Linked DNA regions of Homo sapiens: all the other regions are linked to region 3. A link is a loop called in an ENCODE intact Hi-C map of the cell type or tissue named here. Cell type or tissue: A673. All regions are shown on one strand.

Region 1 (5,000 bases), 330 kb before region 3:
AAGGGTAATTCAGGAGTTGTAGGACAAAGTCACACAGGTTATTGGGGTCTGTAAGGGAGAGGGGTGGATTTACTCTAGAGGGCAGTGGGAGCTATGGAATGTTATAGAGCGAGAGAGGACTTGCATATTACATTAGGAAAACACACTGGGTCTTAGCGTGAGTGTCATTCCTCTATCCTGAGCTGGACTGTCCAAGGTCACTTTTTGCTTTTATTTTTTATTTTTATTTTTTAGACCGGGTCTCGCTCTGTCACCCAGGCTGCAGCCCACTGGTGCGATCTCGGCTCGCTGCAACCTCCGCCTTCTGGGTCCAAGCAATCCTCCTGCCTCAGCCTCCCAAGTAGCTGGGATTACAGGCATGCGCCACCATGCCTGACTAATTTTTGTATTTTTGGTAGAGACAGGGTTTCACCATGTTGCTTAGGCTGGAGTCGAACTCCTGGGCTCAAATGTTCTGCCCCTTGGCCTCCCAAAGTACTGGGATTACAGGCATGAGCCACTGCACCCAGCCTACTTTTTGCTTTTTAGAAGGGGCTTGAAACACTCCCTCCGACAAATAGGTGCCCTTATGACAAGCCCTCAACATCTCACCTGCCTTGCAAGAGCCACCATTTTTTTAAATAAAAAAAATCTTTTTAAGAGATGGGGTCTCCCTGTGTCACCCAGGCTGGAGCACAGTGACAAAATCATAGCTCACTGCAGCCTCAACCTCCAAAAGCCAGCATTTATTAATTGCTTACTATATACCAGGACATGCATTATCACGATGACTCTTTGCATAACCGGATGAGGGACAAACTGTTACCAACTCTATCTGAGGAACCCCCATCCCACCTACTCAGTATCTCACATGGTTTCCTTGTGATCGTAACATAACCAACCATCGGTTTGCAGCTGAGTTCTCTAGGATGAGGGAATTTTGGTGCTAAAAACAGGAAAGTCCTGGGCAAACCTGGATGAGCTGATCACCCTATATGACAGCTGGAAACAAAATCTGGAGAGATCTAATCAAAACCACAATGCGAGGCCAGGTGCGGTGGCTCACGCCTGTAATCCCAGCACTTTGGGAGGCCGAGGCGGGTGGATCACGAGGTCAGGAGATCAAAACCAGTTGGAGGTTGCAGTGAGCCGAGATCGTACCACTGCACTCTGGCCTGGTGACAGAGTGAGACTCCGTCTAAAACAAACAAACAAAAAAACACACACACAATGAGATACCATCTCACGCCAGTCAGAATAGTGATTATTAAAAAGTCAAGAAACAACAGATGCTGGTGATGCTGTGGAGAAATAGGAACGCTTTCACATTGTTGGCAGGAATGTAAATTCGTTCAACCATTGAGGAAGACAGTGTGGCAATTCCTCAAGGATCTGGAATCGGAAATACTATTTGACCAAGCAATCCTATTACTGGGTATATACCCAAAGGAATATAAATCATTCTATTATAAGGATACATGCATGTGTACATTCTTTGCAGCACTATTCACAATAGCAAAGACATGGAATCAACCCAAATGCCCATCAATGATAGACTGGATAAAGAAAATGTGGTACACATACACCATGGAATACTATGCAGCCATAAAAAGGAACGAGATCATGTCCTTTGCAGGGACATAGATGGAGCTGGAAGCCATCATCCTCAGCAAACTAACACCGGAACAGAAAACCAAACACTGCATGTTCTCACTTATAAGTGGAAGCTGAAAAATGAGAACACATGGACACAGGGAGGGGAGCAACACACCCTGAGGCCTGTTGGGGGAATCGGGGGAGGGAGAGCATCAGGATAAATAGTTAATGCATGCAGGGCTTAATACCTAGATGATGGGTTGATAGGTGCAGCAAACCACCATGGCACACATTTACCTATGTAACAAACCTGCACATATATCCTGGAACTTAAAATAAAATTTAAAAAATACCTGGGCCACGCACAGTGGTTCACGCCTATAATCCCAGCACTTTGGGAGGCCGAGGCGGGTGGATCACCTGAGGTCAGGAGTTAGAGACCAGTCTGGCCAACATGATGAAACCCCATCACTACTAAAAATACAAAAAATTACCTGGGAGTGGTGATGGGCTCCTGTAACCCCAGCTACTCGGGAGGCTGAGGCAGGAGAATCGCTTGAACCCAGGAGCTGGAGGTTGCAGTGAGCTGAGATGGCACCACCGCACTCCAGCCTGGGCAACAAGAGCAAAACTCCGTCTCAAAAATAATAATAATAATAATAATAATAATAAATTAAAAAGAAATCTGAAGAGATCAAGTTCTGTGCTTTTGCCACCCAATAGTCCCCACGCCTGGGACAGCTTAGAGGAATTCCCACAGATATCATAGGAGCAGTTTGGCTAAGTGCATCTTTTTTGCTGAGCACTTGTTTTAAAAAAAGATCAATAAAAATAGTATCAGTAAACAAACTCCTAATCTTTGTCCCTGGAAGAGATGGCAGAGCACAGCTGAGCCAGAGGGGAGGTGGCACCAAGGGCACAAGTTCTGGCTCTGCATCCAGTTCATCGGGCGACCTGCGGGTGACACTGGACATCTCTGGGCCTCTGAGGGCACTCCTAGCTAAGAGTTTTGCAGCTGCAGTGACTCTGGGGATTCATGAGCTTGTGGTGCTGGTGGTGCTGGGGACATGCCACTGCCCTGCAGGTGAGCCACTCATGGTGGAGGGAGGTGAGGTGGAATGTGTATAACCTCATCCTCTTCCTCCTTCTGTGGTCTCCACCAGGTCCAGCCCCCATCACTGCCCACCTGGACTCGTGCAGTTGCCTCAGTCCTGATTCCCCGGCTCCTACCCTTACCTGCCGCAGTCTGTCCTCCCCATTGCAGCCACCAGAGGGTGCCTGTGAGCACCTGAGTCAGGGCCTGTCCCTCCTCTGCCCGCAGCCCCCCATGGTTCCCACCTTCCTCAGGGTCAAAGCCCAAGTCCCTTTTTTTTTTTTTTTGACATGGAGTCTCGCTCTGTCACCCAGGCTGGAGTGCAGTGGTACAGTCTCGGCTCACTGCAACCTCCGCCTCCTGGGTTCAAGCGATTCTCCTGCCTCAGCCTCAGGAGTAGCTGGGACTATAGGTGCCTGCCACCACACCTGGCTCATTTTTGTATTTTTAGTAGAGACAGAGTTTCACCATGTTGGTCAGGCTGATCTTGAACTCCTGATCTCAAGAGATCCACCCACCTTGGCCTCCCAAGGTACTAGAATTACAGGCGTGAACCACCGTGCCCGGCCCCAAGTCCTTTTTGCAACCCACAAGGCCCTGCATGACCTGTCCTCCTGCCCCTTCCCTGCCCTCCCCTTCTCCCTCTCTCCCCTTCCTCACTCTGCTCCAGCCACACAGGCCTCTTCACTGTTCCTCCAATGCCCCAGGCACTGTCCTGCCTCAGGGCCTTTGCACAGACTGTTCCCTCTACTTGGAACACCCTTCCTCCACATGTTCTCACAGCTGGCTCCTTCTGATCATTCAGGTCTCATCTCAAATGTCACCTCCTCAGACAGGCCCTCCCGGACCACCCCAGCTAAAACTGCATCCCTCCAACCTATCACTTTTTTCCACCTCACCCAGTTTCACTTCTGTTCATCAGTTATCACTGTCTGAAATGATCATTTTTGGCGGGGTGCAGTGGCTCATGCCTGTAATCCCAGTACTTTGGGAGGCCAAGGTGGGCGAATCACTTGAGATCAGGAGTTCAAGACCAGCCTGGCCAATGTGGTGAAACCCCATCTCTACTAAAAACACAAAAATTAGCTGGGCGTAGTTGTGCACGCCTGTAGTCCCAGCTACTCAGGAGGCTGAGGCAGGAGAATCGCTTGAACCTGGAAGGTGGAGGTTGCAGTGAACCAAGACTGCGCCACTGCCCTCTAGCCTGGGCGACAGAGTGAGATTCCATCTCAACAACAACAACAACAATGAAATGATCGATTTATTTTGCTTACTTGCAAATTCTGTCTCTCTCCAGCTTCCATGAGTTCCAGAAGTACAGGAAATATTGTCTCTCTTGATCTCTGCTGAGTCTTCAGTGTCTAGAACGGGGCCATGCACACAACGGTTGTTGAGTGAATAAATGAACAAATGAGGACAGAGAGAGTAGGAGTGCAGACATGGGCATCAAAGAACTGGTGATTCTGCCCAGGTGCAGTGACTCTTGCCTGACATCCCAACATTTTGGGAGGCCGAGGTGGGAGGATTGCTTGGGCCCAGGAGTTCGAGATCAGCCTGGGCAACATAGTAAGACCTTGTCCCTATAAAAAATTAGCCAGGCCCGAGCTGGGCGTGGTGGCTCACGCCTGTAATCCCAGCACTTTGGGAGGCCGAGGCAGGCATATCACGAGGTCAGGAGATTGAGACCATCCTGGCTAACATGGTGAAACCCTATTTCTACTAAAAATGCAAAAAATTAGCCGGGCATGGTGGCACGCACCTGTAGTCCCAGCTACTACCACTGCACTCCAACCTGGGCGACAGAGCAAGACTCTGTCAAAAAAAAAAAAAAAAAAAAATTAGCCAGGCCTGGTGGTGTTCACTGGTAGTTCCAGCTACTTATGAGGCTGAGGTGGGAGGATCACTTGAGTCCAGGAGTTTGAGGCTGTCGTGAGCCAAGATCACGCCAATGCATTCCAGCCTAGGTGACCTCTGGTACTTGTCTCTAAAAAGCCCTTGCCAGGACAGGATACATGGATCAGCCTTCTTCTTCTTCCTCCTCCTCCTCCTCCTCCTTCTTCTTCTTCTTCTTCCTCTCCTTCTTCTCTGCTCCTCCTCCTCCCTCTCCTTCTTCTTCTCCTTCTCCTTCCTCTTCCTCTCCTTCTCCTTTTCCCTCTCCCTCTCCTTCTCCTTCTTCTTCCTCTTCCTCTCCTTCTCCCTCTCCCTCTCCCTCTCCTTCTCCTTCTCTTTCTTCTTTTTCTTCCTCTTCCTCTTGTTCTTCTGTTTTCAGACAGGGTCCCACTCTGTCACTCAGGCTGGAGTACAGTGGTGCAATCATAGCTCACTGTAACTT
Region 2 (5,000 bases), 310 kb before region 3:
TCATAGATTGGAGCATAAGGAAAAAGGAAGCAGAAAAGGTTATAGCATGCTATGTTCATCCTCCCACCCCACCCCTCAGCCACCACACAGGCATTTATTGAGCACCTAATGTGTGACAGGTGCTGTCCGAGGTGCTGGAACTACAAGCATGAACAATGTGAATAAAACTCCCCGCCCTGCCCTCTTGGCACACAGAATGCGTGGGAAGACATGTTAAGCAGCTAATGACATAACTAACTATTACAGTTCATGATTTAAATGCAAATTGTTCAACGAGGAAGAAAGCCAGGAGGCAGACTTTGTCTAATTTTTCAGTTCCACACTGGTCACAAGGTCCAGCCAAGCCCTCTCTTGAGCAGGGTTGGATTTGGGGCACACAAGGAATAATCAATGGGCCCAGAAGTGAAAGGAAAAAGAAAGGGTGCCAACATTCATTCATTTGGCAAACACTTATTGAGCAACTACTGTGTCCCAGGCCCTGAGCTAGTCACTGAGGCTACAGGGGAAACCAAAACAGGGAATATCACTTTTTTTTTTTTTTTTAACAGATGAGGAAATGGAGGCTCAAAGAGATGATATGACTTGCCCAGGGCGACACAGTTTTGAGGCAGTGAAGTGTCTGACTCCAAATTCGGGGAATCATCTTTTCTATCAAGTTCTGATACTCAGAGGAACAGCTGAAAATATTTCATGGAGGAAGAGGAGAGGAGAGGAGGGGAGGAAGGGGTGGGAGAATGGAGAGGAGAAGAGAGAGGAAAAAGGGACAGGAAGGAGAAAGGGAGATGGGGGGGAGGAAGTAGAGAAAGATGTGGAGGGAGAGGAAAGAAAGAGGAAGGATGGAGAAGAGAGGAAAGGAGGGGAGAGGGCGATTTTTTTTCTGCGCAGTTTCCGAAGAGGAGGAGCAGAGTCAAAGGAGGGAGATTAAAAGAAGGAGAGGGAGCCCAAGTGGCTGAAAGGAAACATTGTCTAACTCTCAGCATTGTCCAAAACCAAGGCACCTCTCCTGTACAGGGAGTGAGGGTCCCATCCCTGGAAGTATGCAAGTCTAGTTCGTATTGGGAAGGGATCTCTGCTCTGAGAAATCCACTGATTACTGACCTCTCAGGCCCCTCACCTTTCCCTTGATTTGAGGGCAGAGCGGGCTCCCACCAGAGACCTAGGGACAGCCTTTGCCCAGAGACAGTTTCCAGTCCTGGCTGTGTTGTGCAGGCATGGGCTGGTGCTCAGGCTTTCTGCGTCTCGCCCATAAAATATGGCAGTAACAGCACAGACCTAGGACTGCGAGGGCAGGGGTCATTGCAAAGCCCCAGGAACAGTGCCTGGAACAGAGGCTGCACTTGTGAAATGCTATTTCAGGCACCGCCTGCAGCCCCAGTGTCATCTGGGAACTCTGGTCGTCTTTGGATCTTGATCAGGTCTGGTGCACACTGGGAGTGGCTGGCCCTGAGAATGATGTCACCGGTGCCTCCTGCTCCGCCCTCTGGGGGCTCCTGCTAAAGTGCTCAGGGGAATGCACAGCTATGCAAAAGGGTAGAACAGGAGCCAATACACAGAGTCACTGGGGGCACAGGCGGCCCGGTCTGGGGGTGGGGGTGTGTCCTCCTCGACCTTGCTGCACAGGGCCTGGGGGTAGCAGCTGGAGAGGCCAGGAGACTTGGGAGTTCTGTGTACTAACTCTGATTGGTGCACACCCGTGGGTCAAATCCTGATCAGGCAGCAGCCCCCTGAACCCCCATCATCTGGGTTAATGATGAGCATGTGGCCCTCATTGGTGCCTGCAGGTTGTCCAGGCCCCAGAAAGCCTGCAAGCGGGTCAGAAGCTTGGCTGAGGGTCACTCTGTCTCTGTCTGTCCCCAGACTGGCTACTTCTCCCACTCCCTCAGCCTCTCCCTGGATCCAGCCCCAGCATTGCCCACCTGGGCCAGTGTAGTCATCTCCACCCTGGTCCCTTGAGTCCCACCCTGCCTCCTCACAGTCTGTCCTCCCCGCAACAGCAGCCAGAGGGCACCTGTGAGCATCTGAATCAGGTCCTGCCCCTCCTCTGCCTATGACCCTCCATGGCTCCCGCCTCCCTCAGGGGAAAAGCCCAAGTCTTCCTGTGGCCAAGAAGGCCCTGCACACCCTGCCCTGTTCCTGCCTTTTCTACTCCCTCTTTCCCACTCCTCACTCTGCTCCAGCTACATGGGCCTCCTTGCTGATCCTCCAACACGCCAGGCACGGTCCTGCCCCAGGGCCTTTGCATGGGCTGTGCCATCTGCCTGGAAAGCTCTTCTCCCACTTCATCCTGGCCTCTGTTCAAACATCACAGTGATGGGCCGGGTGCAGTGGCTCATGCCTGTAATCCCAGCACTTTGGGAGGCAAGGCGGGCAGATCGCTTGAGGCGATGAGTTCAAGATCAGCCTGGCCAACATGGTGAAACCCCGTCTCTACTAAAAATACAAAAATTAGCCAGTGTGGTGGTGCATGCCTGGAATCCCAGCTACTCAGGAGGCTGAGGCAGGAGAATTGCTTGAACCCGGGAGGTGAAGGTTGTAGTGAGCTGAGATTGTGCCACTGCACTCCAGCCTGGGTGACAGAGTGAGATGCTGTCTCGAAATAATAATAATAATAAACAAAAAACCCATCACAGTGAGGCCTTCTGTGACCACCTATGTATAATGACACCCCCAACCCTTCCTGTTTCCTGTTCCATGTTCCTCCCTGGTATGTCCCATCTGACCCGTGGTACATTTTTTTTTTTTTAAATCTGGTTCATCTCCCCCATTAAAAAAGTCAGCACGTGAGGGCTGGAGATATTGGCCTGTTTTGTTCCCTGCTTTTTCCTGGTGCCTAGAACAGTACCTGGCACTTGGGAGTTGCTCAATAAATATCCGTTGGCTGCATTCATGAATTAAGGAATGAGCCGGAGTCAGACCTAAGGCCGGAAGCCCAGCCCTGCCTCTCCCAAGCTATTGGAGGGTCAGTACCACCCTTTCCTCTCTGAGCCTCAGTTTGCTCAGCTGCAAAAAGGGAACAAAAATAATCAGTCTGATCTCATAGCGTGGATTTTTGCTGCCCAGCTGCCTGGGAAGGTCTTGGCCCACAGCACATAACAAGTGGTCATCCAATGGAAGGTTCTGTTGTTCTATGTCGGGGCCTTCCCAGCTCAGAAACATCCCAATATTTGGGTTTCTTTCTGTTCCTCCGCTCCCCAAAAAAAGTTATGACAATATTGGGGGACAAGGACAGGGACCACAGGCTGGGGGACTGGTGTGCTGCATCTGAAATGCTGCAGCAGCCCCGAGCCTCTAGGGCATCAGAAAAACTCCCCTCTCCAGGGCCCCAGAGTGCCAGGCACAGGCAGAGGAGTTTGAGCGGGTAATTGGGACACATCTCAAGCAGATTTATTTAGCCCTTCCCGTTTTATCCTGAGCAACATCTCCGCTGCCAGGACGATCCCACTCGCCGTCTCATGGTCTCAGCCTCCTGGTCCAAGCCATTCCCTGTGGGCCAGGGTGGGTGGGAGCCAGCAAGGGTGGCAGCGGGAGGGTTAAGTTCACATCCACGCCTGCTGTCTCCTCTGAAGGTGTGAAATAACAATATCGGCCGGGCACGGTGGCTCACGCTTGTAATCCCAACACTTTAGGAGGCCAAGGCCGGCAGATCACCTGAGGTCAGGACTTCGAGACCAGCCTGGCCAACATGGCAAAACCTCATCTCTACTAAAAATACAAAAATTAGCCAGGCATGGTGGTGCGGCCCTGTAGTCCCAACTACTTGGGAGGCTGAGGCAGGACAGTCGCTTGAACCCGGGAGGCGGAGGTTGCAGGGAGCCAAGATCGCGCCACTGCACTCCAGCCTGGGTGAAATAGCGAGACTCCGTCTTAAAAACAAACCAAAAAAATGGTGACATCTATTAAGTGCCTGCTATGTGCCGTGTGCTACTCTAAGAACTGCATGTGATTAAACTCAACTAGAAGCCGCTCATGGATATTTATTGATTGACTTACACGCTGGTCTGCATAGTGGTTAACACGGAGTGGGTTGAATTGCCCATTAAGATTGCTGTTTGCTCAACTTTCAGAAGGATGTGCTATGTGTCCGAACTATGTAAACCAAGATTAACCTTATTATAGTCTGAGGGAAAAATATGGAAAACATGCAGGAAAAAAGAAGTTGGTGTGCCCTGGGAAGAAGAATATCATTCTCAGTGGCCCCACAACAGTTAGGGTGATCTGTGCCCTACATCCTTTCCCCTCCCCCAGCTCAGGATCCTCTCGTTTTGCTCAGAATAAGCCCTTTCCCCTTCATCCACCCCTCCAGGGTATCTGCAACTCCCCTTCCTCTCTTCAATTATGCTGCAGTGTATTCCCAAGACGAATCTGGGCACAGTATGCAAATGAAGTGAGTTAACCCTTTTCACACCAATGCAAGGTCTCACAAACTCAACAGGTATCCGGCCAGCTCCATGGTGTGCTCTCTTCTGTGGGACAGGTAGATAAGCCCCTTCCTGTGCCAGACCCCAGCCCAGCTGTCATAGTGATGAAAGACCCAGGGGCAATGGGCTGGAAGAGTCAGGAGGGCTTCCTGGAGGTGGCAGGGGCAAAAAGTGGCAGAGATGGGCAGAGGAAAAGCCAGCTGGTTGGAACAGTTCGAGAAAACATCCAGAGGCAGGACCGCCAGGGAAGGAAAGAGCACAGCTTCTGTAGTAGGGCTGACCTGTGTTCCAAACATGTCCCTGGGCCAGTGACTCCACCACCCCAAGCCTCAGTTTCTTCCACTGTAAAATGGGTCTATGAAAGCCCATGCTGCCTGGGTGTCAGCACATTTCAAGGAGGTGATTCAACCTGTCCTCACTTTAGTCCTCCTCAAAAAACTTCCTCCTGTGCTGTGCATACCATCAGTTACTTAATATTTTATTTACATCCACTTGTTTGCTTTTAGGTAACTAATATGGTTTGGCCATATCCCCACTCAAATCTCATCTTGAATTGTGTATATGTGTGTGTATGTGTGTGTG
Region 3 (5,000 bases):
GCTTCCCTGCTGCAGTGAGAGCCAAAGCTTCTGCTCTTGGCGGTGGCCCACAGTCCCCTAAACACCCCAACACTGCCCTGCAGGGTGTCTGATGGGTTGGGGGCAAAAGGGGACCCGAAGCCTCGGCCAGGTCCCAGCCCGGCACATGGGTGCACAGGACTGAACAGTGGGCACTTTCCCAGGCAGCGTGGGCCAGGGCCCTCGAGGGGGGATGGCCACTCCACTCTCTTCTTTGGGGTGCACAGCACAATCCGAATGACCCAGAAGTGCCCTGGGACCAGCAACTCTCTCAGGGCTGGCCGAGACCCAACATCCTCCCACCCCGGCCTGGAACTCTCTTCTAGGGGCATGTGGCATGTGATGCTGCTGGCGACACTGCGCTCAGCCTCGTGGCGACGCCTGTGTTTCGTGCCTGGCCCGGGCGGCTCAGGAGGGTGGGCCCTGCAGGGGCTGCCACAGGTGCAGGTTGGGGAGGGGATGCCTGGAGGGGAACAGCCGCAGGACCGGCCTTGGAGGGTCAGCTCGGCTAAACCACCCCCACCCCAGGTTCCAGGAGGGTCTTTTTATTTATTTATTTTTTATTTATTTTGAGACGGAGTCTCACTCTGTCGCCCAGGCTGGAGTGCAGGGGTGTGATCTCCGCTCACTGCAAGCTCCGCCTCCTGGGTTCACACCATTCTCCTGCCTCAGCCTCCCGAGTAGCTGGGATTATAGGCACCTGCCACCACACCCGGCTCATTTTTTGTATTTTTAGTAGAGACGGGGTTTCACCGTGTTAGCCAAGATGGTCTCGATTTCCTGACCTCATGATCCAACCGCCTCAGCCTCCCAAAGTGCTGGGATTACAGGCGCAAACCACCGCGCCTGGCCCCAGGAGAGTCTTGATCTATGGCAAGGAGTGTGGCCTGGGACAGTGGCTTCTATGGGGCACAGCCTTCAGGACACCGACCCCAGGCCACCACCCCACCCAGGAAGACCCTGGAATACAGGGTCAAGTGGAAAGCTCGGACCCTCCCCACACCCACCTGCACTCCGGCCCCCCCGGCCTGGGTGACAGAAGGGGCTGCGGGAAGTTGGCGGGGGGAAGTTGCAGGTGCTGGCTCTGGTTTCAATCCGCATTGCCAAAGAGATTTTGAGGCGCTCAGTCTCTTCAGATATTCTTAGCCCCGCTGCCTGAGAGCACCACAGAAGCCAGCCTTTTGAAGCATGTTTCTGCCTGTTATTGACACCAGGCTGTTCACGTCACTTTGACACACAAATCAAGCTACCAAAGTAGCAACAGACCCAGAAAGCTTTAATAAAATGCTGTAAACCTGAGTACATTGACACTTTCTTTAAAATCCCACTGGAATACTCTGAAATGGTTGCAATTAAGCGGCTGCAGATGCAAGCGGAACAGTGTAATGAGGGAGACAGACGGGGCGCAGCCTTGGTGATCTCTTGGCTGGGAGCCCTACCTACCCCAAGGGCCCGAGGAAGGGAGAGGGGGGAAGCATCTCCCAGGGGCCTGAGTAGCTTCCTGAACCCCAGCCCAGGGACCAGAGGCCAGACACTCTTTCCAGTTACCTTGTCCCCACCCCCCTGCAAGTTGGGAGGGCAGCCTGGAGGGGTAGTCAGCTCCCACAGCACACAGTGAGGATCCAAGAGGCTCCGGCAAGTCACCAAGCCTCTCTGTGCCAGGCCCCTGCTGGGAGCTGGGACACGGGGTGACCAGGGCCCCTACCATCTGCTGGGGAGGACTGATAGCCCGTAGTAGACGTTGGCTAATGCTGGGGTCACCTGGTCTATGCCTGTCGCAGGCATGGGGTGTCGTGGGAACATCTGGGGCCCCGCCTCAGCCCTGGTGAGAGAGCAGGGAAGGGGCCCTGCGTGCTAAGCAGGCTGAGCTGACTGTGGGGGCGAGTGGGGAGCTCTGGGGGGTTGAGGGCATGCCCTGCAGCTAGAGCCTACACTGTGGCTCCTCTCAGGCCCCTCATGCCAGGCCCCACCCCTGCCATCCCCACCCCTTCCTGGGCAAAAACCAAGACCAAGGTCAGGGCGCTTCCGGAATTCCCTTCCCGAAAGAACTGTTGCCTACTCAACGCTGCCCCGCCCCAGCTGTCTCCCCTGAGCCATCTCCCACGACGGGTCATGGGGAAGGGTAGACATGGGAGTGGCAGCTGGACGCCTGCGGCACCAGGCGAAGCAGAGGAGGGGTGCAGTGAGGGGCATTCGGGGAGAGGTGCGGGATGCCCTCAGAGGCTGCGTCCTGGATGAACCAGCTCAGGAGAGGCCCTCGGCTCCTGGCGCATCCCTGTCAGTCCCTCCGACGGCCTGTGGCCGGGCCCCACTGCCGCCTCCAGGGAGCCACTGTCGCCTCCTCCCGCAGAGGCCCCTCTGACCTAGCAGCAGGCACCCCCGGCCCTGGCATCTGACCCATAGCAGCCCCAGCCCCAGGGTCTCCCCCAGCCCAGGCTCCCACGACAGCCAGCAACCCCCGGGGCCCCTCACAGGAGACCGAGCTGCTGGCACTGCAGTCCTTGGCACTGAAGTCCTCACGTCTGACTCACTGGCTGGTCCCCCACCTCCCATGTCCCTGACCCCCCTGCTTCTGTCTGGCTGGGCCTCCTTGCCGGCTGCTCGCCACTTCCCGCCCCACAGGGGCTCTCTGCACAGGGCAGACGGTCCCTATGGAGGCACAAACCCGGTCACACCATGGGCGTCCCGCTGCCCACGCACCCCTGGGAGGCCACGCTTTGCCCCAAGTCACACGGGGTCCTCTACAGGGCCTTTCCCTTGGGCTCCATCTGCGCTTCGGACGCAGGTGAGGATGCGCACAGCTCGCCCCTTCCTGCTCATTGTGCTTTTTTTTAACGAAGAGGTACAGCATTCTCCCCCGCCCCCCCCTCTCCCCGCTTACAACTCCAACCCAGGGAAGGGCCAGGCAAGGCGGAGCTCCCACGCCCTCCAGGCAAAGGCTCCGTCCTCCTCCAGCGCGAGGACGGCCTGGGAAGATTCCAGGCATGAGCGCGGCCCCGGGAAGGGCGGGAGCGCCACCTAGCGGCCCTTGGAGGACAGTGCAGGGCAGCCCCGCGGAGCACCCAGCAGGTTCCGCAGTCACAAGCAGAGCCCGGTGACACAGGGGCACACACACGCATGCATACTCACACTCACTCACGTGCGCACTCACATGCGCGCGCACACGTGCACATTCACACACACCCCCACACGGCCTCGCTGCGACGTGCACAGGGAGCCAGGAGAAGGTCCTGGAACTCAGCCCGCCACAGCAGCGCCCACGCTGCACCCGGCACCTCCCGGGCAGGGGCAGGTCCACCACACTGCACACAGGCCTGCAGCGCCACGCCCTGCCCTCCTAACTGTAGGGCCTGGCCCAGACGTGCCAGGGCGGAGACTGCGAGGGAGCGGCTGCAGGGTCATCCTGGCCAGGCCCCTCTGGGCAGCATGGACAGTGTCCCTTCACCAGGAACGTCTCCACTTGGCTGTGAGGCAGCACAGCCTGGGCAGCTCAGGAGGCTCAAGACCACGCTCCTGGCCATGGGGACACCTGGGGCCGCTCACAGCTCAATGGGGGGCACTCCGGGGTACAAAGCGCAAGCTCTAGGGGCCTGGGAGCTTCGGCTCTGGGGGTGCACATCCCCCACCCCAAAGCTGGTGGGTGACCCCAGGCGGTCCGGAAGATCTCCAGCCGTCATAGGCCGACCTTTGCGGCCTCACCTGGTGGGGCCCCTGCCACGGCGCCCAGCCGTGTACCCGGGATTGACTCCCTCCCGAGGGGCTCTCGGTCCGGCCGGCGGCAGGGCCAGTGCAGACACTCACCAGGACTTAGGCTCCCCAAAGTGCAGGTAGTTGATGCTGTACAGGTCCATGTCCTCGGTGTGCCAGGCGAAGGTGGTCTTCCACATGCCGAAGTACAGGTAGGGCGTGTTCACGCCCTCGATGATGGTGCCGCACTCGCGCTCCACCATGTCCAGGATGGTCCGGAGGCTCCCGATGTTCCACTGGGCCACGTCCTGTGGGGCGGCAGAGCAGCGTCGGCAACCGCCCGGCCACCCCCAGAACCTGCGAGCCCTGGGGTGCAGGCTAATTCTCCCCAGAGTCCCAGGGGTCGCTGCCCATCCTCCTCCACCCCAGTATCTGCGGCCCCCCCAGGGGCCGGTCATACCCTGCAGACCAGGGGCTGGTCTTAACCTGTGTGAGATTCTTGCCCAGGCTGGAGTGCAGTGGCAGAATCATAGCTCACTGCAGCCTCAACCTCCCAGGCTCAGGTAATCCTCCAGCCTCAGTCTCCTGAGTACCTGGGACTATAGGCTATAGGCGTGAGAAACCACACCTGGCTAATTTTTACTTTTTTCTGTGTAGAGATGAAGTCTCACTCTGTTGCCCAGGCTGGTCTCGAACTCCTGGGCTCAATGGTCCCTCCCACTTTGGCCCCTCCAAGCGCTGGGGCTGCAGGCATGAGCCGCCATACCCAGCCCAGACACCTTTTCTGAAGGGCTCACCGCCAGCTTGGCCCTTCCAGGAAGGGCCCCATCGCACATGCCAGCGTGCACCAGGCAGGCAGGGCCTGTCAGATTCCACTGAGCTGCGTGCTTCCTGCTGGGTGGAGGCCTTGTTGTGAAGCCTGCAGTTTGGGAGTGCATAATTAACACGCCTCTAAGTCAATGACACGGAAGGAGAAAAACAGTCACCACTTGGGGCTAACCCAGCGATGGTACCGGAGCCAAGGCCCAGTGACAGCCCTTCCACAGCTTCTGACCGAGGAGACGAAGACAGTTTTCAGAACTAGGCAAACAAGGACGGAATCCCCACCCACCAGGCACATCTATTCTTAATGCCACAAGCAAACAAACCCCGTCCTGTCCCAAGAGCTCATAAAATACACATTAGTCACTGCAGTCCCCGGAGAGGCTCATGGCCTGCTGAGAGGCCGAGAGGAGCCCAGACACACATGAACGTGAGCTGCTCTCACAGCCTGAATCCACCCCCCACCAGCTGTT
Region 4 (5,000 bases), 110 kb before region 3:
CCCTGGGAGTCCCTGGGAGCTTCTCTCCCTGATGATCATGACCAGGCTGTGACTCTTGAGTTCCAGAGCTGCCTCATGGGGCCAGGGGACAATTTGAGGTTGTGGGAGGAGTCGGGGCGGTGGCCACAGGGAGAGAGGGAGACACATCGGGATCTTAGCACCGTCATGGGAGCCGTGAATCTTGACCGTGGTGGAGTGGGAGCCAGAACTCTCCATTGCAGAAGGGGAGGGAGCCCAATCCGTGAATGGTGGGGTTGGTGGGGGGCAGCTGCAGGGGTCGGAGGCTGAGTGTGTCAGGCTCTCCCCGACCCCAGCACTTGGGCAGCAGGTGGCCCAAGGGTAGAGGGCAGAGCACCCCCAGTGGGTCGGACAGATGGACAGATGAATCAAAGTCCCTGGTCAAAGCCTCCTTTTTCCACCCGCTCCTGCGGGTGGCAGCGGGGGCAGTTGGCTGCCCACTGTCCATCTAACTGGAAGCCTTTGAGAGCCAAGGTGGACCTGGGCACTGAGGGGCTGTCCCTATGGGAGAACATTTTGTTGCAGGCATAGAGAAAGGGTGGAGGCTGCCACCACCCACTTCTTCTAAGTCAGGGCTGAGCACATTCTTTCCCATAAAGGGCCAGATTCTAAATACATTGGGCTTTGCAGGCCAGGTGGGCTCTGCAGTGACTCTTCAGGTCTGCTGTTGTCGGGGCGCCAGCTGTCATATGTAAATGAATGGGCATGTCCATGTGCCAACAAAACTTTATTGACAAAAACAGGTGGCGGGCTGCATTTGGTCGGAGGGCTGTAGGTTGCCAGGCCTTGCCCTAGAAGGTGCCTGCTCTCAACACAATGTACCCACAGCCTGATTCTCTGATCTGCCGTCCCATCGGGGGGTCATATCTGTTTAAGAGTCCCTCTTTAATAAAAAGGGTGTCCACTGACACCCTTCTGGTGGTCTGTGACCGACCACCACTTACCCTCCATCTCTGACCCCGTTCTTGTCTTTCAGAGCATGCATTAAAGATGTATTTTTGTTTTTTTCTCCCTTTTCCTCAGCAGTGTCCCCAGAGCCTGGCACAGAGGTTGCATAAAAATATTGCAGCTGGAATAAATGAACCAAACTCAGGTGCTGATTACGGAGTCTCACACACTGCCCCGAGATACGAGACCTCGGCATCGGGGCACCCACCCCGGCCCGAGTGCAGACCTCATCGGCTCCGCACGGTGACACTTTTGGGGACCTATCCACTCATCTTTACTCTGCTCGGCAGACAGCAACAGCCTGTCCCAAATAGCCTTCCCGTTTTAGAGCGTTTTGGAGAACAATGGAAAGGACGCTGCAGGCACCACCTGCTCCTGCCACGGCCCCTCTGCCAGCTTGGGGAGGCCCAGGGACGCTGACCTCACAGGGCCTAGGGCGGGCGGGGGGGCACCCCAGAGGCTTTGGTTTCAGGCTGTGTCTGTCCCCGCACACAGGGAAGGCTTTCGAGATGGAGAAAAGAGGGACACAGTCTTTGTCGGGAAATCGCAGCAGGTGGAGCATCCAAGCCTCCTGTGGCCACGGGCTTCACCCCACCCTGGATCCCTCCTCCCCACCTGCAGCACACAGGGGAACTGAGTCCTGGTGGTGTTGAGAGGATGCTGGAGGCGAGAGGGCCCCAGAAAGGAGAGTCGGTGCTGGGGGCAGTAGGTGGATGAAGCTTTTTTGTCAAGGGCACCCTCTGTTCAGGACACAAGCCCTCGGCACAGCAGGCAGGTGGACACTCCTTCTGCAGAGGGAACGCCGGGGCCCAGGGAGGGATGGCCTGGCCGCGTCCCCCCGAGCCCTGGCTGCTGGGCCTGGGTTTCTCCGGGTGTCCCAGCCCCCGTCCCACCACAGACACCCAGGGCCCAGTCCTGGGTCCCACCCCACCTCCACCCACTCCCTGCAGGTGACTTCATCCTCTAGTTCCAACACCTGCCAGCTGACGGCCCCTGACCACCTGCCTTGGGGCGGCCTCCCCAGACCCAGCACCTTCACCTGGACGTCTGGTGTTCAAATCCAACCCCCTCCCAGCTCAACGCCTCCTTCCAGGGGCTCGGGTGATCTGCGAATCCTATTGGCTCTGCACTGAAAATGCATCCAGAATCCACCCACTTCTCACTACACCTGACCCCTGCCCTGGTCCCTAGCTTCTGCCCTTACCCCGTCTCCTCCCCACAGCAATCACCAGAGGGCGCCTGTGAGCACCTGAGTCAGGGCCCATCCCTCCCCTGCCCACACCCCTCCATGGCTCCCACCTCCCTCAGGGTCAAAGCCCAAGTCCTTCCCGAGACCCACAAGGGCCTGCACACCCTGCCTCCCCTCCTCCCCCTCTCCCCTGCCTCCCTCTGCTCCAGCCACAGGGGCCTCTTCATGTTCTTGCCGCACACCAGGCACAGGAGGGTCACCTCCCTGAGGGAGGCTCAGGTCTCCCGTGTCCCCTCTGCCGACTCCAGGCCTGGTGGGGCTGGGCACTGAGTGACCCAGGCCAGGACTGCTGGGTCCCAGTGGCCATCCAGGGCCGTGAGCCCCAGCGCCTAGCACGTCTGCCAGCCACCACCACCACAAGCAATGCTCTCGGGGCTCAGATGTAACCAGAACCGGATGGGGGACAGGGACAGGGCAGCTGCTGGCTGGGACGAGTGAGGCCAGGGCCAGGCCTCCAGAGAACTGAGGGGGAATCATGGGGTCCGCTGCCCCAGCCACCCAGCCTGGCCACAGCATGAGGGGCATGACAGCTGCCCCTGGGTGTGTGGGGGTGTGTTGGGGACCCTGGAGAGTGGGAGGGGAGGGACATCCAGCTCTGGAAGCAAACCTTCTCCCGGGAGAACGGGGCGCAGGCAGCCCCACCCCAGGGAGGCCCCAACATCAGTCCCCCTAGCACAGGCTCAGAAATGAAGACACTTGCCGGGGCATGGAACGGGGTTTCGCAGCGTTCATGAACCTTTAATTCATTATGAACCTAGAGGCAGGGACATTAGGCAAAAAATACAGCGTATCCTTCATCTCGGGTGGGGAAAAACCAGGGCACTGGGTTTTGCCGCGTCTTTGCACAGAGTAAGACACAGAGATACCTTCGTGGGGAGAGTGTGCAGCTCCGGCCTGCCCTTCTGTGGCCCATCTGCGCAGGCCGCCCAGGAGCCCACCAGGGGATGGGTGTGACCCCCAAGGGACAAGGGCAGCAGGGGCACCCGCCCGCTTCTTTACAATATAAATAGCATTTTCAAACAACATAAGAATACAGTGTCAGCGCCACGCCGGGCGAGGGCTGCGTGCAGAGGGACACCTCCACGTTTTGGCTGACACCCCCCAACCTCCCCGACCCCGGCCCTCTCCAGGGCAACCGCCCCCCTCCCCCACCAAGGAAATGAAAGGCTTGCTCCTGCGTAACACTCTCTCTGTTTTCCTTAGTCCTCTCTAGCCCGGGGACTGTTAGGACACTCTTTTATAATATAAACATTGCTTTTTTTTTTTTTTGGAGACAGGGTCTCGCTCTGTTGCCCAGGCTGGAGTGCAGTGGTGCAATCTGAGCTGACTGCAGCCTCAACCTCCTGGACTCAAGCAATCCTCCCACCACAGCCTCCCGAGTAGCTGGGACCACAGGTGCGCACCACCACACCTAGCTAATTTGTAAAAAATTTGTAGTGATGGGGTCTTGCTATATAGCCCAGGCTGGTCCCAAACTCCTGCCTCAGCCATTTTTTGTTTTTAATATAAGCAAATTATCTCCTCCATCCCTCCCTGGGGCAGGAGACAGCTAAGGTGGGGAAGGCTCCCCAGAGGGGTGCAGAGCTGGTGAGGGAGAGGCACCTGGAGAAGGCGCTTCCCAGCCTGGGCTGAAGGCCGTTTTTTCTCTATCAGCTCAACCCACTCCTAAGAAGCAGATTCCCCTCAGGTGACAGCAGCGTGGGTGGGTGGAGCGAGGACACCAGGCCTCGTCCCTGCCCGGAAGCAGGCGAAAGGGGCCCCGAAGGCCTGCCTCGGCCCTGTGTCCCCCGACCTGCTCAGGGTTGTACCCGAAGAGCTGGGAAGCTGTCCACACTCACTACCAACCAGAAGGGCCTGGGGGCCTCCCTCATCCTGAGCCATAGGAGGTGCAGGGGTGCTTTGTCTGCAAGGAAGCCTCTGGAACACCTGCGTTTCTCTCAGGTGAGAGAAACAAAGATAGACAAACCCCAGGAGAGAGTTTATTCTGCAAAGGTGGGCGCAGACGGAGGGAGGCCCCAGACCCCCGGGCTTCCCCTGGCCAGGTGCACAGGGGCGGCCACCAGAGAGCCTGGGCCTCCTCCCAGCAGGCACAGAGTGGGCACAGGCACTGGCACCAGACCATCAAAGCCCAGGAGCCGGGGTGAGGCGAGAGCGAGGCCGTGAGTGACCGGGCTGTGCCGAAACCGGGGCGTCCTGCCCCCCCCCCGAGGCTCACCCTCCAATTACCGGGTCTCTTTCCCTGCCTGGTCTGTAGCCAAATCATAATATTTTAAAACAACAACAAAAAAACAGCGAGATGCTCTGACCTCTCAGAGAATCCTGGTTCTGAGAAAAACAATGTGTTTGTTTTGTTTTGTTTTTCTTAAAGCCACAAATCTAGAAAACAACTTTGGGGATATTTTCCTTTGTTTTCCTTTTTTTCTTGCTTTTTTTTAAACAATATGTATTTATAGAAAGAGCCTCACAAAGGTGGTTTATGTACAGAAGTGACAATCTCAAAGGTTGCTCAGTAGGGCATTGCAGTAGCACCTTTTCGAGAAGAAGAGAGCTTACATGGTTTAAAATTCTGAGTAGTTGAGTGGGGTGCTCCCCTGGCCGGCCCCCGAGCCCGCCTGGCCCTGCTCCCTGAGTCTGGGGCCGCGTGCGGCGTCCCGCTGGCTCCTGTCGCCCTAGGGGGCACCCGCGGCTTGGAGGTGGCCTCTCGGGGGTCGGGGACACGAGGACAGGAATTCACAGCAAGCGAACGCCCGGGGCATGCCATGGCCTCCCCGCCGGGCTGAGGGTC

The links. Hi-C counts contacts between places; a loop is a spot of excess contacts. Peaks named below come from ENCODE experiments on the same cell type or tissue, not always from the same donor. Only the 100,000 strongest peaks of a DNase experiment are listed, where the experiment ranks them.
Region 1: it touches region 3 in a loop (13-fold over the local background); 13 of 110 quality-filtered maps call a loop at or near these places.
Region 2: a loop joins it to region 3, with 3 times the contacts of the local background. A loop is called at or near these places in 6 of 110 quality-filtered maps.
Region 4: a loop joins it to region 3, with 3 times the contacts of the local background. A loop is called at or near these places in 39 of 110 quality-filtered maps.

The regions. Positions count from the first base shown.
Region 1 is chr19:5,375,511-5,380,510 of GRCh38, reverse strand. No RefSeq gene overlaps it. Among named protein-coding and RNA genes, the nearest start is that of PTPRS, 37 kb to the right of the region's middle. In A673, a CTCF peak has its summit at 2,839 (motif pointing right); no DNase peak of the experiment used is centred here.
Region 2 is chr19:5,351,679-5,356,678 of GRCh38, reverse strand. No RefSeq gene overlaps it. Among named protein-coding and RNA genes, the nearest start is that of PTPRS, 13 kb to the right of the region's middle. In A673, a CTCF peak has its summit at 2,007; DNase peaks (open chromatin) are centred at 168, 1,998 and 4,038; H3K27ac peaks cover 491 bases.
Region 3 is chr19:5,046,489-5,051,488 of GRCh38, reverse strand. It overlaps KDM4B (lysine demethylase 4B), which reads right to left. Exons shown (of 23, transcript NM_015015.3): 6 at 3,820-4,013. Among named protein-coding and RNA genes, the nearest start is that of KDM4B, 80 kb to the right of the region's middle. RefSeq lists enhancers at 1,976-2,578, 4,072-4,875. In A673, a CTCF peak has its summit at 3,056 (motif pointing left); DNase peaks (open chromatin) are centred at 1,298, 2,598, 2,968 and 4,858; H3K27ac peaks cover 3,278 bases.
Region 4 is chr19:5,151,531-5,156,530 of GRCh38, reverse strand. It overlaps KDM4B (lysine demethylase 4B), which reads right to left. Exons shown (of 23, transcript NM_015015.3): 23 at 2,933-5,000. Among named protein-coding and RNA genes, the nearest start is that of PTPRS-AS1, 24 kb to the left of the region's middle. RefSeq lists a silencer at 2,248-2,307 and enhancers at 2,065-2,565, 4,496-5,000. In A673, a CTCF peak has its summit at 2,176 (motif pointing right); no DNase peak of the experiment used is centred here.